Linked DNA regions of Mus musculus: region 2 is linked to region 1. The links are chromatin loops, found by intact Hi-C in ENCODE. Cell type or tissue: heart. All regions are shown on one strand. Links, peaks and the distances in the headings refer to the core of each region. The heading gives the core; the rest is flanking DNA.

The links. Hi-C counts contacts between places; a loop is a spot of excess contacts. Peaks named below come from ENCODE experiments on the same cell type or tissue, not always from the same donor. Only the 100,000 strongest peaks of a DNase experiment are listed, where the experiment ranks them.
Region 2: a loop joins it to region 1, with 7 times the contacts of the local background. A loop is called at or near these places in 2 of 42 quality-filtered maps.

What each region holds. Positions count from the first base shown.
Region 1 is chr2:136,876,603-136,892,999 of GRCm38, forward strand. It overlaps Mkks (McKusick-Kaufman syndrome), which reads right to left and starts at 14,804. Exons shown (of 6, transcript NM_021527.2): 1 at 14,441-14,804; 2 at 8,871-9,098; 3 at 3,649-5,037; 4 at 1,013-1,188. The coding sequence starts at 4,633. Slx4ip (SLX4 interacting protein) reads left to right here and starts at 15,566. Exons shown (of 8, transcript NM_028834.3): 1 at 15,566-15,759. In heart, for the core only: a CTCF peak has its summit at 10,448 (motif pointing left); no DNase peak of the experiment used is centred there; H3K4me3 peaks cover 214 bases.
Region 2 is chr2:136,671,398-136,687,794 of GRCm38, forward strand. It overlaps Gm32659 (a long non-coding RNA gene), which reads right to left. Exons shown (of 3, transcript XR_375013.3): 2 at 12,651-12,787. Among named protein-coding and RNA genes, the nearest start is that of Snap25, 34 kb to the right of the region's middle. In heart, for the core only: no CTCF peak of the experiment used is centred there; DNase peaks (open chromatin) are centred at 7,364, 8,634, 10,874 and 11,264; H3K4me3 peaks cover 2,072 bases; H3K27ac peaks cover 3,078 bases.

The DNA of each region.
Region 1 (16,397 bases), core at 5,668-13,667:
TTTACCCACTCAGATATCTCAGTAGTGTAAAGGAACAGATTTTAATTTACAAAGAACAACATCTATTTTATCAAAGTTTTAATGTGACTAATTCACATTTCCAATAATGACTAGAGAATGAAGGACACAATGGTCTTCTTTCATGAAATTAGATTAATATTTTTCTTTCCATCTACTTTGCTCATAAACATATGGCCTAAAAATATCCGCATTAACGAGGTTTGGTGGTATTTCCATAAAAATAAGTCTTAAGTTGTATAAATGTTATACAATTGTATAAATTGTTTTAGAAATGATAGTGAGTACTAAGTAATAAGTAAAAAACAGAAATCTCTGACTTACTAAGGATGAATCTTTAAGCATATGTGAATCTTTAAACTCATGATCAATTCCTATGCTGTCAGTTCCCTTATATAAAATGTACAGAAAACAATAAACTCTACTCAGAAGTGGGAGATGGATAATGACTAGGAAATCCACTTTCTGACTGAATTACTCATACGCATTACCTGTACTACTCAGTCCAGCCATGTTCAACCTGTGGCACACGAGTGACATGCTTCCCAGGATGGCTACGAATGTAGCACACCATGTTTGTAGATGGCAATGTGGTATTGCTATGCCCAAAGACTGGATACTGTATACAATTCAAATTAATTTCTCAGAAAAACTTCCTATTAAGAACTTTCAGGTTTCTTATAAAGCGCAGAAATGACAGATGGTACACTATATTCCAAGTTTACTGTAGCAGCCGTTAAATTAGCTTACTTGAGCCTTTGCCCTGTCTCTGCCCTCCTATGGTCCTGGGATTGGTGCTCATATGTACCAAGCATATGTTTTACCTTTGAGCTATATTGCCAGGCCCTCCTTCTGTCCCTTTTGGTCTCGTTATTTATATCATTGTGGAAATTATAGAAAAATATGAAAAACCAAAACAAACAACCCAGACCTCACCCTGCAGACCCTTTGCATGACTGCTTCATCCCTGCTGAAGGCCTTGGAATCCACCTACCTTCAGCTCCTCCCAGGCGGTGTCATTTCTGCTGCAGAGAAGCAAGGTGCAGACAGTGGCCTCATTAGGAAGAAGATGAAAAAAATGTTTGGAGCCAAATCTTGCAGAGCACACATCTTTCACACTTCCATAAGTAGTAGAAACTATTGGGTTTAGAGAACCAATAGGCGTTGCTCCTATATTTGTAAAGTATAAAAAATATAAACTGTGTAAGCAAAGATGAGACCCTTAAAACAATATCAACAAACCAACAAACATTAATTCCTAGCTAGTATAAGGGACTCCACCAAGCTTATTAAAAATATGAAATATAGGATAAAAATGCATCTTCTTAGATCTCTGAAATTTACATTCTTCTATTTAAATATTATTTCTTCTCCTCCTCCTCTTCTTTTTGGCATGGCATTTTGCTATGTAGTCCTGTCTGGCCTGGAATTCACCATGTAGACCAAGATGAACATGCAATTATCCTCTTGTTTCAGCCTTTTGAATGCTGAAATTACAAATGTACATGTGGCCATCTTTGCTTGTTTGGGCTATTTTTGTTTATGGATTTTGTCATAGTTACTTTTCCATTGCTGTAAAAAAATCCTCCATCAAAAGCAAGTTAAGGGGGAAAGGGTTATTCTGGAGCACAGCTCCTGACAGAAGAGACGCTACAGAAGCAGGAGCTCAAAGCAGCCATTCCTGGAGTCAGGACAGCAAGACGCATGCGTGCATGCTAGTGCTCAGCTTACCTTCTCTGCTTTATACTGTCTCAGAACTCCTGCCAGGATTTAATGCTATTCACAGTGGGGTCAGGACTTTCCAGGTCAACAAAATTAGGCAGATTGGTATTGTTTATTCATTTAATTGTATGTGTATGTATGTGTTTGTGTGTGTTGCTAGGAATTAAACCCAGCCATGCCAATGTTAGGCAGATGCTCTGCCACTAAGCTACATGCCTAGTCTTACCTATCTGAACATCTGTTAAAAGCTATTTTGAATGTTCAGGAAAAGGCACATGAAAAAAAAATGAACATATTTTTAGGAAGTCCAGGATCCCCCTGTTTAAAAAAAAAAAAGAACCACATTAAGGACCTCATTACTTTTGAAAAAGGGTCAGAAAAGTCCTTTTTAAAAGAAGTCATTTGGCTCTCTTTAAGTCACTAACTCCCTTTTGCCTATGAGTTTTTCTTTTAATGTAAATAGGTATGCAAGTGCAAAAATAAAGAATATAACACTTAATTCACTATACTGTTCTTGATTCTTACATAGATCACAAATTAAAATATAAATAAAGGTGATTTCAATATTTGCAAAACCTCTAGAGGTAGTTAAGTTATATAAGGAATCTACATGGACTTCCGTAAGAAATAACACTTAACATTTGAATATCAAAACTATAACTTGTAGCAATTCACTTTTTTGGAGTGCAGATTTGTTTTGCCGAGAGTTAGTCCAGGCTGTCCTTGAACTTGTTATGTAGATGAGGACCGAGGATCTTGATAATCCTGTCTCTTCCTCACAAGTGCTGGAATTAGGTATGTGCTATCATGCCCAGATACCAGAAAATTTTAGGAATTGGAATTTTCATTTTGTGTTCTAGGTATCTGAGTTAAGTAACAATTTTGGACTAGTGTAGAAAACCAGTGCCTGCTTCCCATAGCACTGGTGCTACTGGAAAACATCCCACACCTTAATTTACAAATCCAGAATAGCCAATGTACTGGGTGAAGTAAGCTGCAAACAGTTAAACTAATGCAAATTAGTAGATAATTTAGATCATAAAAAATGAATTCCAAGTAACTATTTGCATGTTCTTAGTAACTTTCATTTTGGTGGTCACTAGGTTGACAATATCCAATGTTTGGCATACATGGTTTTTAGTGAACTTTAATTCAGTAGGTTGTAACTCACAAGGCAGGTGTGATAGCTTGTGGTCAGAACTTTATGACTAGCCCCAAAACACAGGTGGACCTTGCTCAGCAAAAGGCAACCACTGCAATCAAAATGAACGTAACTGATAATTTGAGCTTGTCAGTGCAGTTATGGGTACATTGATTTGAGAGGTGACTCATATGAGAAATTCAACTTATTTTTGTCCTAACCATGTATGTGTGCTTTGCCTGCTGAGTTTGTGATTGTTACTCACCAACTAATTTTAAAGGTCTGAGGGCCAGGCCTATTAGCATCCGTGTCAGTAAAGAGTGCCCTTTGATCTTAAGAACTCAGCTATAGATATTCTTGGTAAATGTCCAGCATAGATATATTTCTTGGAGTTATAATAAAAGTGGAGAAAATGAAGCATTCCAGCCAGAAAAACCATGTCCTGAATGTTAGAGGATTTAAAAGCTTTGTAAATTTAAGACCTTATACTTATGTTAGACCTTTCAACTGCCTATACAATATCTGAGGGTTAGATCACAACAGACTACACCTGAGGTTGGGAATGGCCACCGCCGTTCTAGTTTTTAGTAACTGGGCAATGGGATCTTTTCTAGAAACAACAGACATGCTTACAGATGATATAAATGCTGTAAAGTTGGTGGCTTCTAAAAATGTTCAAGGTATTAACAGTAACACAAACTAAACCTCTCTGCTCAGAAAGAGTGATGCATTAACTTTAATGGGCAAAAGCCAGGAGAGCCTTTTACCTGTCACTTTGCTTAGAGATTCCATCAGAGTCACCCCAACTCTGTCGATGGCCATAACGTGGCGCTCACTGAAGAACTGTTTCAAAGATGGGTGGATTACTTTTTGGCACAGGACAAGGTCTACATGATCAGTGACTAGTCGCCTTCCTAGATTAAGCAACTGCTCTAAAACTGCATTCTCAAGGGACACTTGGTAATGGGCCACCACCACTCCTTCTCCAGCATTAGAAAAATCTCCAGATAAAGATGTACAGAAGAGTGCCACCCTAAGGCCACTTGCCTTTTGAGTGGGTAATAACCTCCTTAATTGAACTTCTGATGCTTCAATGAGTAGTCCAGGTAATACAGTAGAATCTGTAACTCTTTGGCCCTTTAAGGGAACAATTATACTCTTCCCTAAAACCATTCGTTCTTCTGTACTTTCTGGAATTGTAAGTAAAAAAGCTTTCAAAATCAAAGCACCTATGTGATCTGTTTCCTTTCTGGTGAGCATACAGGCTGGTTTGCTTGTTAAGATACTGTGTACCAAGCTGAGGAAGGTATGTGTACTTCTGAAGTCAACTGGGATTCGACAACTACAGGCTTCAGACTTGAGATAACTGGTACAGAGACTCAAGAGGTATTTATTTAATTTAATAGCAGTTGCGGGTGTCAAATCTAGTCTTTGAATATTTTCAATCAAGTTGCAGCACAGAATGGCTGTGAATAAGCCGCAGTCACTGAAGCAGGACACGTGATTCTGCACGGATGACGTTAGGATCTTTAATACGGGATGGGTGACTGAAAGGTTTCGAAGCAGGGCTGAGGACTGTGAGGTTGTGTACACACAACCTCCCAATCCATTGTGTAGCTGCTTCAGCCTCCCTGAAGGGCCATAGCATGAGGCTATGACTCCTTTCAAGACAGAAAGTGTGGACCTGACTTTCTCACTTGTCAATGGTTCAGTTTTACACAACGATGGCTTCTTAGCTTCTAACCGAGACATCCTGCTTCAGGTGTAACTTGTGAAGGCAGCTTTAGTTTGTTCATATGGCTTTCATTTTATTGCACTGTCATGTGTTTGAACATTAAAGACTGGTCTCCAGGTATGAGTCTGCACATGCAGCATTACCAGCTACAAAATCAAGTGGTTTCAGACAATAACCAGCATAGATTAATTTAATGACATTAATAATCCAAAGTCTTTATTTTGCTTCATTCTTCAATATTCTTTTGTCTGCCTCTGGCCTCAGACCTCACAGACTCTTTTGCAACTCTCTGTATAAAGTATGTTCCAAGATGGACGCCTATGAAAGTCACCCCAGCCACAAGAAGCCAGTTCTTTCTAATCCAACTGGGGTTTTTCATTTCTTCTTTTATTATCAAGTTCAGATTCAAAGTTGCTTCTTTCTATAAGAAATTAAAAAAATTTAGAATAATTCCATAATACTTTATAGGTAGCAAATTTAGTAATTTTAATACTCTGCTCAATTTTAAGAAAGAGAATGTTAACTGTCACAAGCCTACTGGAAGTGAGAAAGGGAACCCAATGGACTTAATACTCCTTTGCTTCTAGAAGACAAATGGCACATTAGAAAACTGAGGCTTTTTCACCCTTACTGACTAGTGTTCACAGTAGTAGAAGGTACTCTGCACACTACCCTAAGAGAAAGAAACATCAACCCAGCTACGAACCCTTTGACCTCCAACAGTGACCTGTCTGCACTATTGCTGGTGCACTAGTGGTACAACCATGTGAGTAAGCAAACACTACGTGATTGGATTTTTAGGTCCATTTCATGAAACAGAACCCATGCCTGACACTGCCAAAGTGGTCAATAACCTGAAAATAGATACTTAACCTAGAGGAAACCCCAGTTATTCTGTTAAGAGATCATGGCAATAAAATGACTCCTATTATAGATTAGAATCTTGTTCAGCCGTCATCAGAGAAGCTTCTTCCTGTAGTAGATAAGGACTCAGAGTCTCACAAGAGGAAAATGTGCAGAGAATGAGAGACCTTGAAACACTCAATCCTAAATGGGAAATCTTCATCAAACCACAGGAACCACGTGGAAGGGGAGGTATAAAGAGTATAAAAGCTAGAGGTGATGGATGACTCCCAAGAAAACCATCTTCCAGACATAGTAGTATGGCACACACATAAACTCACAGCAACTGTGGCAGTTTGCCCAGCGCCTGTACAGGTCCAAAACAAAACGGTTTCCAGTGCTGAAAATTTCTTTATTTGGTGTAATTAAAAAAAAAAAATCATTGTTTAGCTTTGAAACTACGCTTGAATAGGAATGTATAAAGATAAAATCCTGTCTGTACATAACATGACAGCAAGATAGCTATGATGGTTAATTTTAACTGTTAGCTTGACACATTCTAGAGTCACTGTGATGGGAAACTCAATGGGGTAATTACTCAATTAGTGAGAGACCTGCAGTGTGGGTAGTACCATTCTCTAAGGAAAGGATTTTAGAAAAAAAATTAACATATATAAATACACACATACACACACACACACACACACACACACACACACACACACACATATATATATGTATATATATATATATATATATATATATATATATATATAGAGAGAGAGAGAGAGAGAGAGAGAGAGAGAATGAAAGAAAATTGGGTGCGTCAGTGCTCTGTGCTCTTGACTGTGGATATGAGACTAGCTACTTTAAGTTCTTGTCACCTTAGATTCTGCACAATAAAGAACTGTAGCTTGAAATTGTAAGCCAAAAAATAAAAAAATTCCCTCCCACCTTAAATTTGTCAGGATATTTTGTTAAAGTAACAGGACAAGAAACTAAATCAGTAGTTGCTAGTATTCCTACTGCACAAACTCATTAGTATAGTCTGCATTTAGTTGAATCAATCTGCAAAACAACTATATTAGTATACAAACTATGCTATAAAGACTCGGTTAAAGTCAGAGTTAATTTTATAGTTTTAAGTACTAGTCTATTATTTTTAGAGTCCTTAGTTAACTAATGCTCACCAAAATGTTGATCAATGCAAATAAATACAGAAGCCCTAAAGAATGTCCTAGCCAACCAAGAGAAAAGGGGGTCATGACTCGTCACAATCTCTGCACCACACAATGTCATCACATCCCAGTGGAGATGCATGTGTGCAGCAGCAGTCCACGTAAGCCTAGGGAGTAAAGTCCATGCTGGGAGGCATGAAATCCTGACAACTTAACAAGGTGAAGATAGTAGAATTATTTCAACGGTTATTTTAGATTCAGCAAAATCTTAACAATAGTAGTTATTTTTAATAAAATCTTAAATCGTCTTCCTACTTTCTAGAGAAAGGGTCCCATGTAGCTCAGGCTGGCCTCAAATATCCTAGGTAGTCAAGGGTAACAATTAACTCCTGAGCCTCTTCTCTTCAGACATATGAGGATTGCTGCATGTACCATCAGATCCTCTAATGTTTTTTCTTTGTTTGTTTTTTCGAGACAGGGTTTCTCTGTATAGCCCTGGCTGTCCTGGAACTCCCTTTGTAGACCAGGCTGGTCTTGAACCCAGAAATCTGCCTGCCTGTGCCTCCCAAGTGCTGGGATTTAAAGGCATGTGCCAACACCGCCCGGCCCACTCTAATCTATAGATGACTGAAGCATCAACAAAATTTTGCTTTCTAAATCAAGAGAATGTAAAGTGTTACTAAAAATATGATTGCAGACTACTTTCTCCTAAAGAGAATTAGGGCTCTTTGTAAAACTGACTCATTTTAGGCCTGAGGCAAAAACTACTCAAGCTGAGATTTCCACCAAAGACTACTTGGGTCACGTCAAAAATCCAACATAAGCACCGACTTAGTAAGATGCAAGAAGGGACACTGAACACTGCAGACATGGTGATGGCCATGGAGTACACACTGTGTAACCACACGCTTAAATTGACAGCAGATACTCAAACTGCCAGAGCACTGATGCATTTGGAAGGCAGACAGCATGTTCCTTTACCTATTCTGTACAAATGCATTCTGGGCTAAGTGACTAATTGAGGGGCAAAATTGAAGCAGAAAAGAAATGGTCCAGAATTTGAGCAGCATAATTGGGTAGCCCAATGACAAGATGGATTGGCCCATCACAGTAGTTGGTAAATTAAGGCCATGGACCACAGTACTCCATAGCCTATTTTTGTAAGGCGGTGTACTACAAGGGAAACAAGCTCCTTCACTTATCCTGTTTATTAGTTCATACAGAGCTCAACAGGAACTTTATATTTATGGGCAGCAGGAAGTAAAATGTTAACGTAAATCCTCCTGTCTTATTGTTCTCTCCTATATCCTGGGATTACAGGTGCCGGCCACTATACCCTGTCCTCTAATAAAAAAAAGTTAGTGTGTACCACAATCAACACAATTCTCAGAATGGAAGGCATTTCTACAGAGAACTTAAAGTTTAGGATTAAGTGGAAGAAATACTTCCAATTGCCTCAAGTCAATTCAAATCAAGTCTTGCTGCTAAAGGAGTTTGACAAATACATAGCTGTTTTTTGTTACTTTGTTTTTACTCTCCCAACCCACCTCCCAGTTTGACTCCATATCAATGGATAGGAGAAAAAGGATAGAAAGAGGGAGGGAAGGAGAAAGAGAGAAAAAGACAGAGATAGAGAATCTAATTCCTTTCCTTTTGTTTCTTCTTTGAGCATGAATACTAACAAACTGCATACAACCCCCCTCACCCACAAAGAACCATCAACCCCACCTCCTGGGGCCCTAGCATTTCTATGCTCTCTGAAGTTTCCAGAATTCCAAATATCACACACTTGCAGAAACTATCTGCAGCTGAAGAAACCATGCCTCTGCTAGCTCAGCAGGCAAATCATAGCTGCTGAGGGACAGTCAGAAGCAGACCCATATCTCCACACCTGAAATCCAAAGGAAAGCACTTTCTTATACTATTTCTGTGTTTTTTAAAGACACAGAAATGCCACAATTGTCACTATGCAAAAGTTTTGCTTTTTAAAACTTTTCAAATTTTGGGATTATGAATGAAGGATTAGAGACTTGAATTATATAATCACATCCTCTTGATTTCAGTGATTTTTATTCATAAATTATTTTGAACTGCAAATATGCCTATCTTTGTCTTAAAAAAAAGGGCTATTTGGATGTACCTTAACAAAAAAAATAACAGTTTATTTATTTTCAGTTTAGTCTTTTTCTTCCTGGGAAATAATACACTGTTGACCAGATTTAATGGAACTTACCTGAAAACTGCAAGATGGCTACTTCTCCTAGGTTTGGCTCTTTGGTGGACTTGCAAGTCCCAGACTATCCAGCTCAGTGGTATCGTCCTTAGGAACTTGGAAGACAGGGCTGCTTTTGATTCTGTGCCACCCCAAATGTATGAACCCAATTAATGGTACCATAACCATCAGAACTTTGTACTCTCTCCAGAGATTCTGAAAGCTCATAGTCTGTTGACATCAGCACACCTAAGAAAAGATTAAAAGGGAAAATTAAATCAACTCCAAAACATAAATGGTCTCAAATCATGCCAACAAACACAAACAATATTGTATTTCAATAAAATTTCACTTATAGCTTGGAGAGATGGCTCAGTGGCCTTGCTTTTCTTGACGAGGACCTGGGTTTGGAACCCAACAACCACAAAAACAGTTTACAACCATCTGTAACTCCAATTCCAGGGGATACAACACTCAGGTCTCCGCTGGCATCAGGAACATATTCAGTGTGCAGACATATAGTAAAGATAACTACTAATACACAAATTTAAAAAATAAGTTGACTATAAAGATATTTTTCAAGCTGGGTGGTGGTAGTGCACAGTTTTAATATCAGCACTTAGGAGGCAGAGGCAGATGAATCTGAGTTCGAGGCCAGCCTAGTCTACACAGTGAGTTCTAGGACAGCCAGGGATATACAGAGAAACCCTGTCTAGAAAAAATGGAAACAAAACAAAGAAAAAAGGATATTATTCAAAAGTTTAGAAGGAGCTTCTGCTTGGGAGCACTGACCTAGAATTTCCACAATGGTATGAAGATGAACGCCTCCCAGTGTGTGGGGACATTTGTCACAGTGGTAAATGAGCCTAGTGCATCACATTTCATGTTCTGAGCCTGCCTTGGATTGCAGAGGTTGACCATGGTCTCATGCTACCTGCCCTAAATCAGAGCACAAGTGTCTACACCATCAATTCTGCCCTAAATCAGAGCACAAGTGTCTACACCATCCATTCTGCCCTAAATCAGAGCACAAGTGTCTACACCATCCATTCTGCCCTAAATCAGAGCACAAGTATCTTATAGTTACACCATCCATTCTGCTCAGATTAGCTCCATTCACCCTAGCTCGTTTTTACTACGGAAGGAACACTGCCTGAACGAAGTTCTACACCTCCACCTTGTTCTAGTCTTTTGGGCAACCATCCATATGGGCCACCAAGGGACAACAATGAGCTACATACATCAGACCACAAGTATCTTTAAAGTCTATTTCTTTTCTATGATGGCAACTCTTCTCTTTTCACTTCTGCATTAGGAGATTTTATCTCTTCAATTCTCCAGTAAGACTTTAGTCAGGTTTTATGTGATTGTTACATTCCCAAGCTGAAAGAAATGACAGTAAAATGGAGAGAGAAAAGGCAATTACATGTCCTAGAAAATCCTAAACACTTGGGTCTCGATATCAGATTTCTCTGTTCTGTAACAGTGCCAGTTAAAACAATTGTTTAGTTATTTTCTACTAACATTTGAATACAGGGTTCTTTGACTTTTTAAAAAAGAGATTCTTATTCTGTCTATGAGGTTTCCTGGGCGCCATCTGCTGGCATTCTGGGCAGTGTGAAGTTTCCTTCGGCTTAAAATATATGAAAAACAAAACACTCATGAAGAGAATACCAGCGAGGTTCTTAAAATTAATTGACCTGGCTCTTGTGCTTGGGATGTCTGATATTAACTATTACTTTGTCTTTAATGAAAATGTTGATGTTGGATAGTTGTAAATTCCAATCATTGACTTGAATAGTTCTTTTAAAAATACTGTCCTTATAAAAACAGTTGTTATTTTCAATTTAAGCAACAGTCCAAGTTTGGTCTTTAGTGTAGACACCAGGCACAACTGAAAAAATGGCTAGAAGAGAAGATTCTTAAAGTTTTCCTCTTAAAGAAACAACCTTTGAAGAAATAGCTATGTCTAACTGGACTTAATCATCATGCAGCATATAGTGCCGTACAAGTACAGATTTAAAGGAAAGGAATCCATACTGTGTGCACGCCTAACCTGTCCAGCATGGCAAAGAGAAGAATGGTTTGCCCTCCCCCCACACTTTGTAGATATCTCCCCTAAAATGGCACAAATTTTGTTAGACTTTTCTAGTCGTGTAAATACACATACACCAAATTAAAACTAAACTTCTACTCCCAGTGAGCCAATGGTTTGCAGTTGAATTCTACAGTTTCCACTCTACAATCTTACTGCTTTTCTCACTCACCACTCAAGGACAGCTTGATCAACATCTAAGTTGGGGAAATCTATTTGATGTCAGTAAAGGTAATTAAAACCAAACAATACTGAAAACCTTATATGAGCATGTCACTAACTATAAGGTCTAAAATGCAACTGATGGATGCCTGAGAAGTACCAACCTTCTGGCAGTCTGTGATTCATTAGAAAGGACACAGTGATTTAGAGCTGTCTCAGATGTCTCCCATTCCATTCCACTGATTTTTAAAATTATCATCTAATATTATTATATCTGAGTTATAATTATCCTGATTGTCATCTGGCCTTGGCACTAGTGTGGGGAAAGAGAATGGAAATTATGCAGACTGTTCTGGATTAAGTGTCCAGTTGTTTGGCCCTCAGTGTGACAGCAGGGTTTTTATCTGTCTCTAAATTCAAAGGGCCAATTTCTACCCTTCATCCTTTTTGAGATTTTCATTTTTTTCTACCTTTGTATGGGATACTGATCCCTCTATTTCTTGTCCAGTCTGTAAAAATGTACTTGTTCTAGATCTCATTTTAATCTTCCCTACTGCCTAGATTAAGTAAGCGGTACTTCTGTTACCTATGGTCTAGTCTCATTTGCTGTCAGTTCCAACCCTATTGGTCCCTCTTCTATGTCAACCTACTACTCTTAAAGGTCATCTTCCTCTGCACGCTTGTGACCATTTTTCTCCACTATAAAGAAACAAAGGTTGTAATCTCAGGCCTGGGAACTACAAGAGAGTCACTGAGAAGATAGCATTATTCCAGGTCATCCATCCTTCAGCAAAAGAGCAAATACTTAGATGACATAAAACTGTCTCACAACTAATTAAAACAACAAAAACCAAACTGATCTGAGTCATGAACAACAACAAACTTTCTTTCCTTCCAAACTGCTGTTATACCTGTATTTTATTGGGGGGGGGGGGTCAGACAAAAAGAAAGAGAAAGCAGGGCTGGAGAAATAGATCACTCAGTAGCTAAAATCTTTTGCAGAGGACCCACATCCGGTGACTCAAAACCATCTGCAACTCTAATTCCAGGGGATCTGACAGACCTTTAGGTCTTTAAGGGCACCTGCAACTCAGTGCACATATCCAACAAGGAGACACACATCTATACATAATTGAAAACAATACAAGATTAAAAATATACTAAGCTATCCAACTCAGAAATCTGGATATAATGTATTCTACATTTCCCCTCACTCTTCAAGACTGTCCACATCCTGACATCTCAGATGATCTTCCTAAGATGCAGTGACGACACTTAGGACCTCTAAATGACTTTCTTGTTTTGTGGTCTCATTATCAGTAGCACTAGTCACTGGGGAACTTAGTAGAAATGTAAATTCTCAGGCTGAACAACCACAGAAGCCAAACTCCAGGGTAGTGTCGAGGAACATTTAATACGATTCTCAGGAAGTCCTAAAGCTGAGTTTACAGGCGACTGTTTTAGTGACCTCGATTGTCACTGAAAACCTTTATACTCCTAACAGGGTTACAGTTTAATCTGTTATTACAGCATACAAAGGCCATCCAGATTTAGTTTTTCCCAACGAGTTTTCAGAAAATCGAGTAAACCAGGTCAATATGGCTGAGTCATAAAGCAATAACTTAAAGGGATGAACTGTAGATTCCTATCGCCTGGACTTCAAATCTCCCCTCAATCCTCTTTACACCTGTACTGTCTCAGCTAAGTCACTGGCAAGAGTACTAATGAGTTCCACATCAAGAACCTGCTGTGCAATACACGCTCCTGCCGCAGCCTGGACTCAGTGATAGATAGGTAAGGACTGGTACTCAGTGATAGATAGGTAAGGACTGGTACTGTGCTTTGATCACCGGAAAAGGGAGGATGTGTTTTTCCTTTGCCTTAAAAAAAAAAATGTTGTTGAGATTCCATGAGGCAGGGTCACATGTAACCTGTGCTGGCCTCCAATTCATTATGCTAGACAAGAAAATGAAAATAAAATATTCAGCTGGGCGTGGTGGCGCACGCCTTTAATCCCAGCACTTGGGAGGCAGAGGCAGGCAGATTTCTGAGTTTGAGGCCAGCCTGGTCTACAGAGTGAGTTCCAGGACAGCCAGAGCTACACAGAGAAACCCTCTCTCTAAAAAACAAAGAAACAAAAAAATTAAATTAAATAATAAAATAAAATTTCAGATTCTCAAGAAACAGGTTTTGTGGTTTTGTGTGTGTGTGTGTGTGTGTGTGAAAGTGTGGAAGCCAGGTAAGCAATGAAGGAAATAAGAAAACTTTTACAGCACAGAAAAGCTGCAAAGACAGAATGGATGGCACTTATGTTTGTCTGAGGACAGTTAATAAAGAGTTGGCAAGTGATCAGATGTGTGAACTTCTGGATACCTAATCTACATATACAGAGGTGTTAGGCAATACCAGAAATTTTGAGCAAACATGACAATCAACTTTAACTTCTATTACAAATTAGTTATCTTCAGAAAATTAATTAGAAACCAGTAAATAACAATAACGAAAAACCTCCAGACCACCTCACATCCAAACTATACATAGTTGCTTATTTGGGGTAATCTCTCCATGGCAGGTTGTGCATGTTTGATATCAACAGACACTAACCAGACTCTGTGTCCACTGAGGTGCCTGGGTCATGTTCAGAGAATAAGGGGAAAAAGCAAGAAATGATGAGAGATATGTAAATCTCAGAAACTGGCTAACAACCCGAGAGTAAAACTCCAGAATGACAACTGTCTTTTTGCTTGCCTTGAGTAGTTTAGGCTGTTCATTTCCCCCAACGTGTCAACTTATTGCTTTCTCAAGATGCCAGCAACTGTAAATAACGTGCATTTTAAAGGTATTTCCAGTTCCTGTGGCATTATGGGTCTGTCATTTCAGTTACAATTCTTGTGCATGTGAGTTTGAGGAAGCTCTATTCAAACTCTACCTGATATTGGTCACTCCTCCTCACCCACACTGATCCATCATCAGATAGTCACATCCTGAAGCTACTTTGTTTTTATTGTTGTTGTTTTGTTTAGTTTGTTTGTTTTCCGAGACAGGGTTTCTCTGTGTAGCTCTGACTGTCCTGGAACTCACTGTGTAGACCAGGCTGGCCTCCAACTCAGAAATCCGCCTGCCTCTGCCTCCCAAGTGCTGGGATTAAAGGCGTGCACCACCACCGCCCCGCTCTGAAGCTACTTTGAAAGCTGTCCTTGGGCCAATCCGGTAGCCAGGTGCCTCTGTATCCCCGCCCCCAAATACCCTTGTCCCAACCACTCGCGACCTTTCCGTGCGGGGACGCGGTGAGGCCGCAGGCTGGCTTCTCCACCAGCGGCCTGGCCCCTCTCACCTGCCCACCAGCAGCTGCACCTCTAGGTCAGGCCACCTTCACCACCAGAAACCAGAAATCGCGCTTGCACAGCAACCAACCACGCAGCGGAGCGCCACCACCTTTGCCCTGCGCGGCAAGAAGGCGCATGCGCAACTCTATGCTCACGCGCACCACCCCTCCTTCCCCCGCCCCTCTTCCGGGGTTTGCGTGAAGCTCCCGCAAAGGAAAGCTGCGGCCGTCACCGGAAATCTTACGGGCAGACGTGTATTCTGTCTGTGCGCGCTACCAAAATTGAAAGGTCACATCACATCACATCACAGCACCAAGAAGGTGGCAGAGCGTGCGGCTCTCTGCTCTCTCGAAAGGTATTTGTAGAACGAATGAAGCTGTTACCAGTCCTAGGTGGCGTTTCCTCTGTTCTGACCAATCACAAGGCGCCTTGCCCTGTCACTCAGTTGTCAATTCCCACCTCTCTCAGGACGCCCTAAGCTGTAGAAACTGGCTCCGCCCTGCCGGTCCGAGTGACGTCAGAGAGCGAACATGCGCAGACAGAGCCTGTCGCCATGCAGGAAACTTCCGCCCAGTCTAGGAGCGGGGTTGGCAGAAGTCGGGAGTCTTCAATTCAGTGCCGGATCCGGTTGGTTAATTTCCTTGGCTTTGCCTTTCTTTTTTTTTTCTTCAGAGATAAGTCTTTTATTCTTTTGAACCACCCGAAGCATTATGAAATTATGTTTAAACATATTTTATTTCGCTTTTCTCTGGCACCGTGAAAGGCACCTTTATTTTTCAACGTATCTTTTAATCTTCCTCATTAAAAATATTTTCTACTCTTGCCCTATAGTTTTGTGATACGAAAAACACGGCTTTTGTTGTTGTTGTCCATCAGTACATATCGTTGACGTACAGTGATACATTATCTGCCAATTGTATTTGTGGCTTTTCCAACCTCTTAAAAAAAAAAAAAAAATCCGCTTTGGCCGCCATTTTTATTTTGGTCTCCATAAAGCGTTGATATCATCGACAGAAGCCATTTTTCGTTTGGGCAGTTCTTTCCGGCTATCCCATTACCTTAGCCAGGGCTTCGGGCGCCATCGTAGGTGCTGGCAGTGGCTTCCAACCGAATGAAGTCGATAATGCCATCTTGTGTTTGGGCGCTGGTTGCATTCTCTAACGTGCGAGGGGACGCTGGGAAACGGGAAGTAAGCCAAAGCTGCTGAAGCTTGGTCTGCCGCCTTTTTAGTCTGAGTTTTCCCGTTCAGGTACTATACTAGTCCACCAGTGACCCCGGACAGTAACAAAGCATTACAGCCCGAACCCACCTCCCGCCACCATCGTAGGTAAGAGCGTGTGATACTTCGTTCGGATAACCCAGCTCTTCCCTCAGTTGGACCGAACTGTTTGGCCATCTTATACCAATACGTATTTTTGTTTTGGATTTTGGGACTTAACACAATTTTTCTCTTAGGTATTCCTTCTCTTTCCATTAGAATTGTTAAACACCACTGTTCAGGAAGACTGAGATTTAAAGGGACAATAACGTTGAGGGAATTTCCGTAGAATAACAAAGCAAAATGGATGGAACAGCAAATTTGATCATTAATTGTATGGCTTTCTGCATCTATAGAGGTGAATATAGCTCCCAGAGGACTTTAAAATGTGATCAGCTGTGTTTGTATATTCTTCCCATTCATTCATTCATTCATTGAATTTGTTGAATACTTAGCTAGTTTTGTGCTATAAAATATAGAAGTAAACTTCAAAACAAAACAAAACGAAACCTCCTTTTCATCCACTTGCTTTGATATATCCAAAGCTGGGACCAGGAACATAATGTTCTAATGTTTTTTTTTTTAGCACTGCTGGACAAGCAACTTCATGTTCTCACTTCTCGTATTTCTTGGATACTGTATATAGCCATAATTGTAAGGCTAATAGTCCAGGTAGCATGGCCTTGTTGCTCAGTGTAATCATCGAC
Region 2 (16,397 bases), core at 4,491-12,490, 210 kb before region 1:
TATTTTCAGCTATGAAAATTAAAAACTAAATTCTAAGAATGGATTCAAAACTCAGTAAGTAGGGGAAGGGATATGAAAAATAAACACAAGTCTGGCCAAAGCCTTACTCTGGCTGTTGGAGGAATACATGTCAATCTTTGGACAAGTCTTGAATCAGTATACTTCATTTATCATTTAAGTTTGAATTGGGGTTTCTCTTTCATTGACATTTAGGAAGCTGTTGCATGTGGTCCTCTTTCTGTGCCAGTTTGTAGCAAGTGCATGAGATATATGCCTATGTCCTTTTAGAACTTAACACTGTACTATTCTACCTGAATCCCAAGTCTCACTCCAGAAAGGCTAGAGAAGCTGGGTGCTATCTAGCTGTATGAGGCAACTCTCAACCAATGAAATGAGTTGGTAAATGAATGCTCAGGTTTCTGTTCTTTTGGGATAGGGCTAAGCTTAAGGGTTTTTTGTTGTTGTTTTTGACTGGGACTGTTAGAGGTTCTCAGTATGATTGACCCAAAATGGTTTAATCCTGATTGTCTGCCTTCCTTTCTGTCTCAATACTCTGCTTACGTATTGATTTGTTGGCATCATATTGTAACTAAGTTACTGCTACAAATGTTCTTGACTTTTATTATTGGTTAGATCTTCATAAAAACGTCAGTAGCAGAAGGTAATGGAAGTCAAAGTTACAAAATTCCTAGCTCAGCTACACAGCTCTTTATAGACCACTAGTTGTTCCTGTCATGATCCGATGGTCAACAGAGCTTATTGACCAGAATTACAAGATAGTAGCATTACGCTGTGGGTGGAAATTACAGCATGGTAACCTGGAGAATAGTTTATTTGGGTCTATAAGGACTTTATAAGAAAGGGAATATCTACTCATGATTTCTTACAAGTCCCCCTTCCAAGTATTGTTTACATGCCATTCACTGTCCATATTCAGTGAACTAATACATACATAGATGTGTTGTAAAACAATACCCTGGAAATGTAAACATTTCCATTCTGGCAGAAGGTTCCACAAGATTCAGAAAATTACAACTTGAAACATTCCATCCTAGAGGAAGGCTCATTTAGACATACAAGTATACAACTCACAAGTTTTAGGAAGTCTGTGAAAGTTACAAGATTCACAAAGACCTTTCTTCCCCAAGATTATTAAAGCAGTATAAAATGTTTAAGAGAGAACTCTCCAACTTGTTGAGATACCTGCAAGTTATGCAAAGAGCTCCAAGGTGACAATTCCTCATCTAAACTGAGGTACGGGTTTCTATAATGCAGCTGCCTTTGAGTCATCCATGTTTCCCTAAGTTACCCATCATCCATACTCCTGTAAGTAATCAGATAAACCCAATGATTTGTCAAGTTAGACTTTAGTAGAATTGTATCTTTAGTTTGCCATCCATGATTTATCTGGGATGAGCAGATGGTTTTTCATTTTTTTCCCAGGAAAGTCACAAAACAAGAGAAAAAGCTACGGACTGAAATCCCACTAAGATAGTCTCTCCTTTTGGTGCTAACAGTTCAGGGGTGGGAAGGTTTTATAAGAGAAAGAGAAGTAAAAGTACAAGCAAGCCAATGTGTAAAGAATGCTCATTAATCAACCCTCTGGCTTCCTTGGGGGAAATTAGCTGTCAAGATCCACTAAAAGAATTTCGCTGAAGCCAAGATTATTAATTTGGTGGTCCTGGAAGGTTAACGACAGACAGTTTTAATCTCTTGGTTTGTTTTCTTTCTTGAGATGATTCCCTCCTAATCTCTCTCCCCTACTCCATCGTGTGTGTGTGTGTGTGTGTGTGTGTGTGTGTGTGTGTGTGTGTGTGTGTGTGTTGTGTGTGTGTGTTGGTGCTGGCGTGTGGCTCTACATGTAACCTTGTCAGAGACCAGAGGTGAATCATATCATTCCCATGTTATTCCCTTGAGACAAAATCTATCCCCGAAACTCTGGTTAATCATGGTCAGTAAACCATTGATTTTCCTGTCTCTATCTCCCATAGTACTGAAGATGTATTAGGCATGGGCGGCAATGGCCAGCATCAGAATCCTGTGGACTCAAAATCAGGTCCTCATGCTTGCCCAGAAGCACTCTTAACCACTAACCCGTACCCCCAGTTCATATTTGGACATTTTAAGTGAAGTATGCACTTAAATATCAGAAGTTAAAGGTCCAAGTCTTACTGCATTCCTTTCCATTTTATAGTGCCTAAGTTCTTTTCCCAGAGCAGGCATGGCTAACAGGGCAATGCCATTGTACTCGTGTTAGAGATTATAATTGTAGAATAGCATCTAGAATTGATGGTTCTACCTCTTTATTTTAGTAATGTGAGTAGAGAAGGCACAAAAGTCTTAGATGGTGAAATGGGGCAGAATTTCAGTAGTATCTGATATATTCATTCTGTCACAGATGAGGAAATAGGCAAAGATCATTAAATGTTGGACTTAAGAGTTCATACCTAATTCTAGACAAAGTCAGAGCTTGACATCAACACTCTTTATTCTATAGTCCCTTCATACTACTCTCACTAATACTGGCTTTATTTTTCAAGAATTCTATTTTATTTTAAGCATACTCTGTAATTCATACATAATGGATATGTTTCTTTTTAGAAAACCTAAGGGTATACCACTGGCCTTGCCTGTATAGTTGAACTGGGAAAAAAAATACTTCCATATAATGAATTTTATCACTTGCACTTTGCAAAAACATCCATGCCTGGTCATTCCTTCTCAGGCTGAAAAGTCAAATTATACTGCAGTCCATTTGGCTTGATGCTTATCCTGGGTCACTTCTGGGCCTTAACCTGTGTTCTGGTGTAGTCGGGAAATTGCCAAAAGCCATATGGACTCCCCGGGCTACCTCCTGAATGAGATTGGATGGTACACACTTAGAAACTGACTCTCTCCAAGAGATGGAACAGATGGCACTTCAGATATGAATATGCATGATGTAGCTCCTAAGGTTGTTAAATAAGTATGTATTTTAGATGAATTCATGAAAATCAAGATTTTCATAAGTGAAATGAAAACTAAGCCAAGGAAAACACAAGGCTCTTCTGGAAGCTGTACATTATTCTTTGTTTGTTGACAATGGCCTCTTTGGCATCCTCCAACCTCCAGAGAAACCACTAGAAAGCAACAGGAAGACGTTAAGTAAAATCTGCAGCAAAGGATACGTTGTGAGATCCTGGACAGGCCATGAGGCAGAACTAACATCCAGAAGAACAAGAAGGGAAATGGAATTGCTTGAGTTTGCCCTCTGTACACCTAATACCTGATCCTAGTGAATAGATCCTTGGCTTTTTAAGCTCTTTTCTGGCCCCTTGCAAATAATTCCACCCTGATGATCCTACAACCAATTCTAAATACTTCATATTTCATTCAGTCCTGGCTATCCACAAAACAAGGCCGACAAGTCGTAAGAGTGATGCAAATCCTTCAACCAGGAGAGTTACTTAAGCAGATGGAATCCACAAATCCCCAATACAAACAGGCCCCATCCCAGGCCCCATGCTCTCTGCCCAGTAACTATCTTACATGTTCAGTGACATACAGTTTACAAAAACTTTCATACTCAAAATATTTAATTTGAATTTTATTGCAAATATTTGATTGTAAATTTTAAACTCACTATGGGTGAAAAAAATAAAGCTTCAAAGAGATTAAATGACCACTCATGGCCACACAAGTCAGATGACTTTAACTCTAGTTCTTTTGATTCCAACCTGTAATGAATCTGACCTGACTTTCACCAGTGAACCACCAGCCAAAGAGGTATTCACTGGGGGAAATTTTCAACTTCTTCTAGAAAAGTCTAACTCACACATGGTCTGATTTCAGGAAGTCACTGCACTGGCTTAGAGAACAAGGTAACAGCCCCATATCCTGGAGACATTCAACAGAAGGCAGTGGATTCTTACTTATATCTCATTTGTGCCAGCGCTTAATCTCTCTTGGTATTCATGATCTTTTGTAGTTCTTATTTGAGCTAGAATATATTACCTTCTCATTCAGACCCTTTTGATGTTATAAGCTATTACTTTGGGACTATTTTGTTAAACAGCAATAGCGAACTGATATTGTCACTAATTTTCTTTCATCTTCTTGACTATAATTCAATTGCAAGTAAAGTCTGCCCTTTGTTGTGATTATGACATTTTCATGGGCCCCAAACTCTTCTCTAAGTTACAGATTATTGGGGTGTTCAATGTCAGAATCAGAATCACCACAGAATTATGAAAGCCTATTATTAGGACAGGAAGGAAAACTAAGGGGAAAGAAGTGACAACCATTAAAACATAACAGTGTAACATACAGAGCGAACCCTAAAGGTGTGATTAAAAATACTGAATATTCAACAGATATTTTATATGTTATCCGGTTATGGAAAACACACTGTTACTAGACATTTCTCACATGCTTTTTTGCATAGTGGCCTGAAGCTGGATATGCTATAAATGACAAGATGTCCATCTCCTAGAGGACTGTTAATGAAGAAAGACAATGCAGCCACCTGGTAGAAGACATTGAATGGGTACTTGATATACTGATGGTAAAAGGTTTAGATTCAGTACAGGGCAAGATTGCCATTTCAGCTTCAATGACTGTACCATAATTTCCAAAAAGAAAACCCAGTTCTTTTGCCCGCCAAAAAATGAGCAACAAACTTATCCAAGCAAGACTTACAGGACTTTCTGGGTGGTTCACTGGTTCAAATCCCTCAGTTCTTGAAAGCAACAACTAAGCTAGGATAGGGGAAGAATGTCCAGATACCTATACTCTTATAAAAAAGGGTTGTTCTCTGGAAACCTTCCTGAAGGAGGTAGAGAACTATCATGTCCGGCAAGTACTGGGTGAAGAAATAAGACATTGACTGAGTAACCAGCCCCTGCTCTACCTACCCATATGCCTTTCTACTCTATTTCATCTCAGTTGGATCAAAGCCTTCTGTCTGCCTCCTCCAACCTGCTCTTGCTCCAGACCTATGGTTCAGACATCACAACACCCCCAGTGTGGTCTCTGATCTCACTTCCTCTTTCATCTCTGGCACAGCTCATTCCAGACTTAACTCTTGATGCCTATAGATTTTCCATTTGGTTCGGAGTCCCTTTCTTAATAACCATCAGTGGACTGACTGTGCTTATACACAGCTCCCAGCCCTCAGAAAGGTGGGGCTTTAGTTCTCAAGTGTTTTACACAGATAAACACCTGTCTGTCTGTCTGTCTGTCTGTCTCTTTCTCTCCCTCCCTCCCTCCCTCACTCACTCTCTGCCTCCCTCCCCCCTCTCTGTTTCTCTCTCTCCCCCTCCCTCCCTCCCTCCTCCCCCCTTCTCTTTAATCGCAGCATGCTGGTTGCTGGAGTACCCACCCAGTGCTGACACTTACAAAGCACTTTATTCTGCACTAATTCATCTGACCCTCACAGTGGTGGTCTCAGGAGGCAGAAGGGACACTAACTGCTCATATGAGGGCTCAGAATAAAAAGAAGTGACCCCTGCTGGTGTATAAAGCAGCCAAGACTTAAATCCAATTTTGCTGTTATTTTTTTTTCACATAGTGCTATTTTTAAAAGCACTAGTGTTGCAGCGATTCTTTATAAGAATCTTTATATGATTCAACCATAGAGAAGAAAATTGCTAAGAAAAGGAACGAGCTGGTATGGCTACCAACTGGCTGGAAGAGAAATGACTACCACGATGGCTCTTGCTCAGATGAGTGGCAATCACATTGCAGCATGCCAGTACAGACCTTAGGATTCTGTTGTCGACTGGCAGTTGACCAGTTGACTACAATAACTTAGTGGGCTGAATGAGCTACAGTAAGAAGTCCATACGCTTTATAAATGTTGGCATCCCTCCAAGCCTTGAGAAGTACAAAAATATAGAGATAACACTGGCTATACTGTGAGCATGCCGACATCTATTTGAATAACAGCTTTAAAATATTTACATTCCAAAGTAATGGGGTATTTCAGCTTACAGAGAGATCGGGGAAATACTAAAATCTACATCTTACTTAGGTGTCCAGCTTGTTCATAGGTCATGGTGTAATCTGACGTCAGTTCAAGATCATTTCTAGCCAACCAGTTTGAGTGGGAGACAACAGATATTCTGAGGAAAGGTCATTAACTTATGAAGTTGAGCAAGCTCATGGCCTGGTCTTCTTCTTTCTTTACATATTCATCAAACACTTACAATGTGCCAGCCATGGGCACTAGAACAATTCACAAGATAAAGCCCTAGATCCCAAGGAACTCATTCTTTAGAGGAGATGTTCTATTTACAGAACAATAATGCATAATGAAGTAAATGCAAAAGGGGAAAACTCAGCACAGCTGTGATAGACAGGATCTATTTTGGGTAGGATGGCCTTTGAGGCATGGGGGTGGGGGGCACTTTACCTGTGGAGGGGCCATCCAGCATGCCCGAAGACCCAGAGGCAGAGATAGATGATCAGCGGGGAGTTTAAAAAACAGAAACAGCATGACTAGACTAAAGTAAGGGCACATAGAGACCAGAGGGTGAGACATGGCAGGTGGCGATCATGGAGGGTCCTCTCAGCTTAGCACCGACTTTGGACAGGAAGATATGCGGTAAACAATGGTCTTTCTTTGCTTCCAGAATCTTGACTGATGTATGGAGAAATGACAGCTCTCTTCTTTTGGGGGAATCGAGCTGGTATGGCCTAGAGAAACAGAGAGCTTCCCACTGCCTCTCTGTGAGGCAGGACTTAGAACCGGGTCCTTTATGAAACATGTCACTGACCATCTAGCTTGAAGCAAAAGCACATCGAGGCCCCGAGGGGCCTCTTCAATCTGCTGCCACAGTGACTCAGGAGGGAGAAGGGTCCCTCTAGCTCTATCTTAGCAGGAGAGTCTATGGCTCCTGGAGGTGGGAGCTATCCTAAGATGTGTCTTTTGGTTAGTTAATACTGATAGGATCCTAGCTGTAACTACCTTCCAAAGATGGACTGGGAACCAGCAGAATGGTTATTTTGAGGATATTCGAGGCCTCCAGACCCTATTTCCCTTTTTCTAAGTAATACAGATATTCTTAGAGCTTTAAATTATGAGTGCATTTCTACGCTCCTGCAGAATTCAAGCTGGGAGTCTGGGTAGGAAGCTGTTTTTAAGGCCAGAAACTTCTAAGGACTCTTGCTGGCTTTCCCCGATCCTGGAGTGAGGCCTCTGTTATGGCTTAGCTGCTTCAAAAAACCCTGAGTCATTCCAATGGTCCTGTCTCCCCTTTTCCCTCCCGCAGCTCTCCCAGTGCAGAACAATCTAGGAGCAAACACCCTCCTCCCCTCCTGCGTAGCCGCCTCTGCGGACAGAAAGTGGGGGTGGCACAGCCCGGGCAAGCCGGCGGGGAGGGCGCCGGGGACGCGGTGCAGGCTGTGGGCGGAGGAACCGTGTCCCCGGTGCCGCAGTGAGCGGGTGGCGGAGGAACGCGGGCGGGAGGCCTCCTGAGTCACTGCGGCTGCGGGGCGCTGGAGCCTCAACCCCCGCCCTTGCAGGCTGCGGCGGGGGCGAGATGCGGCATCCCCTGGGTCAGGGGTCCCTCCGGCTTTCCAAACAGCCTGTGCTCATTTCCGCGGGGGCCTCGGGGCACTGCACACTCACTGCCCTGTCACTATTTGTTAGTCCTACATCTGCCCCGCGGAGATTCGCCTTAGACCAGAGACTTCTATGCCACCCCCGGGTGGATTCGGGGGCCCTCGCGTTTGGCGAGGTGCCCAGAGCGTCATCAGAATTTGGGAGATCAGTAAACAACACTAAGAGGAAGGAGTGGGGAGAAGAGGAAGGGAAGGGGAGAGCAGAGGGCGGGAGAAGATCAGAAAGACAAAACCTAACAAAACAAAACAAAACAAAATAAAACAAGCAGGAGTAAGCGGGGGTGGGGCATTCCTAATTTGCAGTGCCGAAGCCCACCCTTCGGTTGTATAGAAACTAAAGCCCTCTGTAGCAGTGGGGGTCCTCCCAAGATTTATGTTACTGAAATCAAAGCCAAGGTTCTCGGGGTTGGGGGAAAGTCTTTTGCGTCTTTTGCTCATAAAATATGAGAAGGCTCAAAATGCTGTCCTCAAAATACCACTTGATTGTAAGGCAAACAGACTAGTGGCTCTTGCCTGCTTCTCTACCATAACCTGCAAATCTAGAGCCAGTAAGAGTCTCCGAAAGCATTTAAGTGCCCATTTTACAGGTTAGGAAACAGATTCGGTGAGGGATGTGGGCAAGAATCAAAGAGATGGGGTGGAGTTTCCGCCCCATGTTTTTCCCCTTTGCCTTTCCTTAGCTCTTCACTTCATTTCTCCCATATTAAAATTCTAATAGAAGCCCCGGCCCCACTCCAGGCCCAGAGTTCAACTTCAGTCGGGAAAACAGTGAATTCTGAGTGCCAAGCCCCAAGCAGCCGCAGCTAAACAACCTCCCTCCCCACGCACGCCGAGACTGTCACAGCTGCCAGCCGCAGCTTGACAAGTTTCTGGGGCATCTATGCGCACCGAAAGAGGTGCGTCTCCTGCGGCAACAAGAACAGATTTTTGCCATCTCATCCCCACTTTCGCAGTCTCCAGTTGGCTTCTTGTGATTGGCCAGAACTTTCCCTCTTAGAGATGAGGAGAATCCAGTCCTCCAACCAGCTAAGAGAAAACAACACTCCACCACCTCGCAGCAGCAGACCCGGGACGCTCCACCCCCTCCAATGGCCAGGCTGGAGCCCCACAGGCAGAAAGATCCTCCCTTCCGGAAACTCTGACCATTTAAAGTGGGCACGGGAGGGGGTGGGGTGGGGGATGCAGCCTCTGACCACCAAAGCTAATCTGTTCCATTTAGCCTGTAATTGAGGGTGTCATTGTGTGTCCTTCAGCTTTCAGGAACAAAAGTTCTTCAAAATTGAACTTGAAAAGTTGCCATGGAGGCTGGCAGTTTGTGTTCACCGGAGGTGGTTGCTAATACACGTTAGATTTGGGGCAATTAACCTTGCTGCCTGCCTACCTGAGTCTACACTCCTACAACATCTGAACCACACTCACCTGTGACTTCCCTCAGAATAGGAAACTACTCTTTAAAGTAACCTATAATATTGCCAGGTCCACCAGGGCTAAGGCATAATTAGTTATCAGTAGTCCCAATTTACAAGTAAATCTCTGCTTTGGCTGTGTGTTAGAACCGCTTGGGTTAAAATAATACTGATGCACAGGTTGCCTCTGAAACTATGAAAATCACTGTTGTACAAGTGTTTCCTAATGGTTCCTCCAGGAGACTGTAACACACAATAAACCTGAAAGTATCCTCTCTCATGGAGGGCACCCTTGCCTGTCTCCCAGCTGTCTTCTAGTAACTGTGTCTGATATTCCTCTGGAAACAACACTCAGCAAAGCATCCTAGAGACTGGTTCTCAACCTCTATCTTGCCATCACCTGTAGAAAGTCCCCAGGTAAGTCAAGGCAACACAAAAGACATCACCAGTCTAGTGAATTATATCCATACTCAGCAGAAACAAATGACTTCCTTTTCACAGGCACCATGGGAGCCTCTGTAGTGCAAGACATCCTATCAGAGCTAATTTGTCACATAACTGCATGCTATCTTGTTTTACCCTGAAAAGCAAGTTCTGACATAGTAGAACACCAAACACGTGGTTGTTTGCTGTTCATGGTCAAAAATGCAGAAACAAATGGTACTTTTCAACTTTCCAGTTAATGGCTGTCAAAAAAAGAAGGGTGAGGGAGCTGAAACAGGTATGTCTTGAGTTATTTCTTCAATGAGCATTAAGAGCAACGATAGGAGGGGACTGGAGAGATGGCTCAGCAGTTAAGAGCACAGGTACTGCTTCTTCCCAAGCACCCAGGTTCAATTCCCATCACTCATATAGAAGCTCACAATTGGCTGTAGCTCCAAGTTCTGACATTCTCATATAGACATACATGAAGGCAAAACACTAATGCATATAAAATGAAAAGAAAGAAAGTAAGTAAGAAAGAGAAAAAGAAAGAAGAAAGAAAAGAAAACTTAAAAAGGAGCCATGGTAGGTTAATTAGTTAAATGATTCGTTAAATGTGAAAAATATTAACATTAAATTACATGTTAATAATAAATAGGACCTCAAGACAAAGCAAACGGGCTCCTAATTCTAAAGATGTTCTTACCAGCTCGTGTAACAGTGGCATAGGAAGCTGAGAGCCGGCACAGTTGTGGGAATAGGGTGGTCTGCAGAAACACTCAGCAGGCCGCTAAGATGATGCACTAGCTGCTTTGCATCCCCTTCTTGGTCAAAAGCAGACCTGGAAAATGCGTCCTCTGCTCTAAGTCTGGGTGTTGCGAATCCTTGGCTTACTAAGCTTAAATTGGGAAGTTGTATCTCCCCTAGCCTTAGTTGTTAGAAAGTAGTTTATTTGGTTCCTCACTGCATAGAGCAGCAATTTTTTTTGGGGGGGGGGTCAGTTGTTTGGTTCTTCTGCTCTCATGGGGAACGATCTGGCTAGCTTTATCAGAGACCAATCATGTTGGTAAAATAGGCTAAAATGTCACTTTACTTCTTGGTCTTTGCCCCATAAACTCAACCCAGTTTACTTTTGAAAAAAAATTCAGAATAATCTTACTCAACATTATCCCAAATAACTGACCAACTTTTCTCAAAATTGTTGAGTTTACCTCCTCCTCCCCCCAAAACGATAATAAAAAAACAAAACAAAAACAAACAAATAAACAAACAAAAACTGTCACAGCCAAAGGAGCCTAGGAAAAGATAGCAACCAAATGAGATAGCCTGCCCTGTTTATGGACTTGGTGACTAATGTCTTGTCTAGGCTGACAAGGGTAACTAGGCCAAGTGTCTCTTTGCCGGTAGCAGCCTATCCTGGGCTTGTTCTCATGGTAGAGTCAAAGTTTGAAGAAAGAAAACAGAATTGCAGGAAATCCCTTGAGGTCTAGAGTCAGAACATTCTCAGTGTCGTTGCACCACATTCGGTTTATCAAAACAAGTCACAACTCCACTTCTTGATGGACAGCATTGCAAAGTCACATGGCAGAGAGCCAAGGTAAACTCGCAGATGAATTAAATCTCCCTCCCTGACTAACAGAAAAGGAATTAAAGCCAAGGGGCTTACGGGTTCTCCTGTGATTATGCAGGGCTATTCCCACCACACTCGTACACTGTCCACATTGATATTCTGCCCTCACCCTCTCCCCCTTTAAGAGTTATCTCTTGTAAGACACAAAGTATAGTGATTCTCTGTGGGGCAGGGGGCTGCACAGACAGCCTGGTCTCCAGTTGAGCAAAGGTCTGGAACCCCGGGGACCCGATGGGTGGTGATTTCCACCTACATGGGACAGAAGGTGTTCAATCATGTCTCGTAGACCCCTGGCTCCTGTCTAAGTTACCAACCCCACAGTCCCCACAGGAGAGGCGTGTGGCTATCAGTGATGTAGGAGCAGCAGCAGGCTTTTCCACGTGCAAATAAAGTTTCCCCCAAACTCTCAGTCCAAGCCAATGAGAGGTACCTGCTGTCGAACCCCGAGTCACCCCAAAACTGTATATAAATCCTATCCAGGGAATATCCACAGGACCCTAGGTTCCCCCACACTCCTCACTGGATAGTTGGCTTCTCGTCAGCCCAGCCCAACTCCACTCAGTGCAGAGCGGCTTGGAGTTACTGAATGACCTGGAAGGCATGGCAGAGACTTCATCTCCCTGCCCGCACTCGCTTCCCTTCGCCGGAACCCCTCGCACCAGGCCTGGCCAGAGATCTTGGTGGAAAACCTCTGGTACCCAGGCCCACAATTCTCATATCCCTCTGCCACGGTTAAGGAGGACGTTGTCTAAACTTGCTACTTTACAGAAGAAGATCGGTTAGTCTTATTCTCAGTTCCCCACCAAATACAGAAAACAGGGCAGGTGTAGGTTCTGTCTACGCAGAGCAAGGAGTTTAGCATTTACATGGTATGGAATGGACTTGAACTGAAAGACTCACAACATGAGGACTCCCCCACGTTCTGACTCAGGAGAGGCGACACCCCAAAATCATCCACAAGAAACGGTCTTGCTGCAAATTGCAAGAGGATTTTTATTCAAGAGCGCTCTTGGGGCCCACGGGCATACACCACGCAGGGGTAGAGGACTGTGGCGCCCCGAGTCACTGGGTTAGGGGGTATTTAAAGGAAGAAACTACAACTCAAGGAGGTGGGAAGGGTGTTGTTGGAAAATACCAAAAATACCAGTTAAGAGTTACAAGGAAGTACAAAGTCACAAGTGTCACAAGGAATGGTAATTGTTAACTCTCAAGACAGTTTCTAAGAGCCCCTAACAATCTAAGAGCCCCTAACAGTAGCACCTTTGCATAGCGGGTTCCCGAAATGGTCAGGGTGGGTCAGGGTGACTTTCTTTGAATGAATACTCCTTGAACCAAGGAAGTGGGTGGGTGGAGGGATGTCGCTATCTGTTTTATGATTAGCATACCTTGGAGCACTGAGTCACAAAGGCCACATTCCCAAACCTGGGCCTAAAGGCCTAGAATTTTGTTTTTATTACTCTTTCAGAACCAATCAGAACCATCTTATTCCTCCTCTGGGCTCAGTTTCCGTCTCCGTGCGCTGTGGCATGGAGATGCTGGTTTGTATATCGGAGACAGTTGTCTCTCTATGTGGAGAGTGCAATCCTTACCTTTTGATGGGGCTCTCTGCCTTCCCTGACTTCACTCTCTTCTCCCTGCTTCTGACCGGGTTCTCCTAGACCGTTCAGTGTGGTATCCTTTTCTTGTCTTTGTTTCATGAGGAACTATGGAATGGTCTTGGTCAAATCTAAATAACAGGTGGAGAAAATATAGAATTAGGAGAAAAGAAGTGAGAGAAAGATAAGACAAGGACACACACACACAAAAAAAATCCTTGTATGTACCATGTCTACAGAAAGAGCTGGTACAGAGAAAAACTGAGCCTCGGAGCATAAAAATACCTACATGTTATGCAAACTGGGAGAGGAAGTGTTTTTAATAAAGGCAATGTTGAGTTATTAGAGTAATTCTTATTTGTTCTACCAGTTGCACAGTGAAATCATATTTATCATTTTATTGCTTTTCATTACTTACATTGTAGGGTCTTTTGAAGTAACATTTTAGCAAGCCAACATCCCAGAGAATTTATCTGGGGCAAGTTTAGTTAAGTGTCATCACCTTCCCTGAGGGATGGAGAGAGGAGGGGAGAGGAAGAGAGGGGAGGGCGGGGGAGAAGAAATACAACAACAGAACCATCTTAAACCTAACCTCCATCCTTTATATAGATATCATTATCTTATTTGTTTTCTTCACTTATAGCCTTTTCAGGTTCTAAGAATCATTTGGAGTACTGTATTACATTTGATTGGTATGTCTTTGTCTTCACCTTTGGGATGTGATAGTTTTCCTCACTGTCCTTTTTGGGGATGACCTCAACCATTTTGAGGAAAGCTGGTCATGTGTCATGGACAGTGTTTTAAAGTTGAGTTTGGTGTTTTCTGTTTTATTTTTTTTTTCAAATTTAGACTAGGTTATGATTTCATGGAGAAGTATTTTCTCAGCATTCATAATACTGCAACACTTTAATAAAGTTCCTGATGTTATAGTGACCCCCAAACCTAAAATTATTTTCACTTCTAGTTGATAACTGTAATTTCCCTACTGTTATGAATTGTAATGTAAATATCTGTGTTTTCTGGTAGTTGTCGTTGATCCCTGTGAAAGGATCATTCAACCCCAAATGGGTTGAGACACACCCAGGCTGAGAACTGCTATTATTGAAGACTCCAAGGGATAAAGTTAAATTTTGGCACATCATTTCAAGGATACTTACAAACAACCTGACACCCCTATGATGCTAAACTAACCGAATCATCTTGTCATGTAGGATTTGCTGGGTTTCTCCAATATAAATTTAATATTTTCTCCCTTCCCATACAATGTTCTCTGGAATGCAGTTGATTACCACAGCCCATACTCAAAGGGAGAAGGCTTCAGTCCTTTGCACAAGAAATAATTTCATTTACTGGAATGATATTTGAAAAGTGAAAGTGGAAATAATTCTTCAAAAGACTACCAAGATGAATAGCCTAAGGGGTTAGGAACTTTTCATAACATAAACCTGGAAAATGGACATATTGATGGGTTGAAATGAAAATGTGGGAGGCTGGGTGATGGTAAAAGTAGAGAGTGAACATTTGTTTTCAGAAATTAATCTCTGTTCTTACTAATAAACACCAGACAGAGATGCCTACTGCGAATGCTGCAGATGTTTTCTGGACCACACACTGAGAAACTCGTACTATATCTTTGAGGGAAGTTGCAGTCCAGATGTACATTTGTCTTCATAGCATCCAAAGCTTCAGTCCTAACTCCCCTAACCAAGTGCTGGTCCACAGAAGAACCCCAACACATTTGAGCTGCATCAGTAAACCCTATTATTTCTTTGAACCTTCAAAGAACAGTCTGGTTGATGGTGACATCTTTGCATCCTTTGACAGACTAAGTCTTTGTAAATTTTTTATTGCATGGTTGTTGCTTTACATTTCTACTGAACCCCCTTGTGAGTCTCATTCTATTTTATTGGATTTTTTTTTACTTATGTATAAGCCCTAATTATTCTTATGAATGTTTCCACCAAAGAAAGAAGGATCATCCTCCACTCTGTTCCTGTTATCTATTGACAATTTTGTAGTTGCTATTTTTAACAGGTACACTTGTGTCAATGGCAAAATGTCACTCATTTATGCTCGGTAGTTTAGCCTACTGGGAGAGAGTAAATGTAGGTAGGGTCTATTTGTCATAAAAGAAATATATGCTTCCACCAAAGAGATTATCTCAATATTTATGGGAAGCATAAGCATTTCTGAAAAGAAAAGTATAGCAAAAAAAAAAAAAAAAAAAAAAAAAAAGCAAGGCACATAGTAAATAAGTCCTCTGCTGGGAATTGCCAGGGTTCAGGGCATGTACTGCCGCTCTATCCGAGGAGACCATTTAAATTAACAGTCTGGCATGCTTCCATAGAGATTCTTGGCTGGGAGACAGACTCTGGACACAAAACAGGTGTCCATTTCCACTATTCCTGGGCACAAAATCTAATTTCTAGCACAAGCTGTGACAGCATGAGATGCTGAAAATGAACGGAGCTTCATTTTGTTCCAGAAGTTCTCTGTGTTCTGATAAGACAGGGAAAAAATACATTTGTTAAGAAGTTTTAGTGATAAACTTGAGACATGCAAATATTCTTAGGGATTCAGATCATTACTATTAAATAATATCCAAGTGACATTGGGGTGATAAATGCAGCCCCATCACCACCCCTTTCTTCTGACTTATTAAAATGATATTAGTTTCTGAGATTTTCTAACCTGCATATGTCATTATTAATGGAGGCAAAACCAAAATATTTGGCATCTGCCATCTTCTTGAGCAGAGAGAGACTTCCTCTCTGCTTTGTTCTAACTAGCTTCTGAGGCCATTTCTTATTGAAAAGAAGGTTTGTCCAGATTAACCCTCACTTCAGATCTTGCCTGGAAGCTGCTGGCAATCTAGGTCCATGCCTCAAGGAAGCTCCAAATGACGAATTCCTGGGCTCTGCCCTGAGCTGTATAGGGTTTGGTTATAAAGGGAGGGTTGGGTGATTGGAAAGGTGGCTAAGAGATTGAGAGCACACACTGCTTATGCAGAGGACTTGAGTTCTATTCTCATTACCCTTATCAGCTGCCCCACAGCTGCCTATAACACTAGCTTCAGAGTACCAAATGCCTCTGACCACCAAGAGCACTGACACTCATGTGCTCAGATACACACAAGCACACACACATATATCACACACATGCACACCCCCATGTGCGCACGCGCACACACACACTGTTTTTAATAATAAAATAAATATTTAAAAAGACCTTAGGCCAGTGATAAGCTTCTGTTTCAAACTGTACCCCTAACATTAGGAAAAATAAGAGTTGTAAAGTGAGAATTATAAAATACTTTATTTCAATAACAAAAGTGTTACGTGGAGTTGGGTGTGAGCCATGGGATGAAACCATCCTTAGGGAGGAAATGAAAGTCTATTGCAAAGCCAGAAGCAATAAGATTCCGAGCCAGGAAGTACATTTTGGAACCAAATGCGGCACCTCCCCAAGTGGTATGGATGGCAATGCTTAGTGAAACTAGTGACCCCCTAGTCCTGAAAAGAACAGATTGCCAGCGAATAAAAATGTCTTCATTTGGTCCATATCCAGGGTAGTGCTCTGCTTCAGTGTGGACTGTACATGGCACATTTGTTTTAGTCAGACTCCCTAACCTATTTATGTGTCTCCACTTGGTATTTATAACTACTGTGACCTTCAGTGAAAAGAACAAGCAGACGATAACTAAATACAATTATAATTTTGGAGCTAGAAAAATGACTTGGC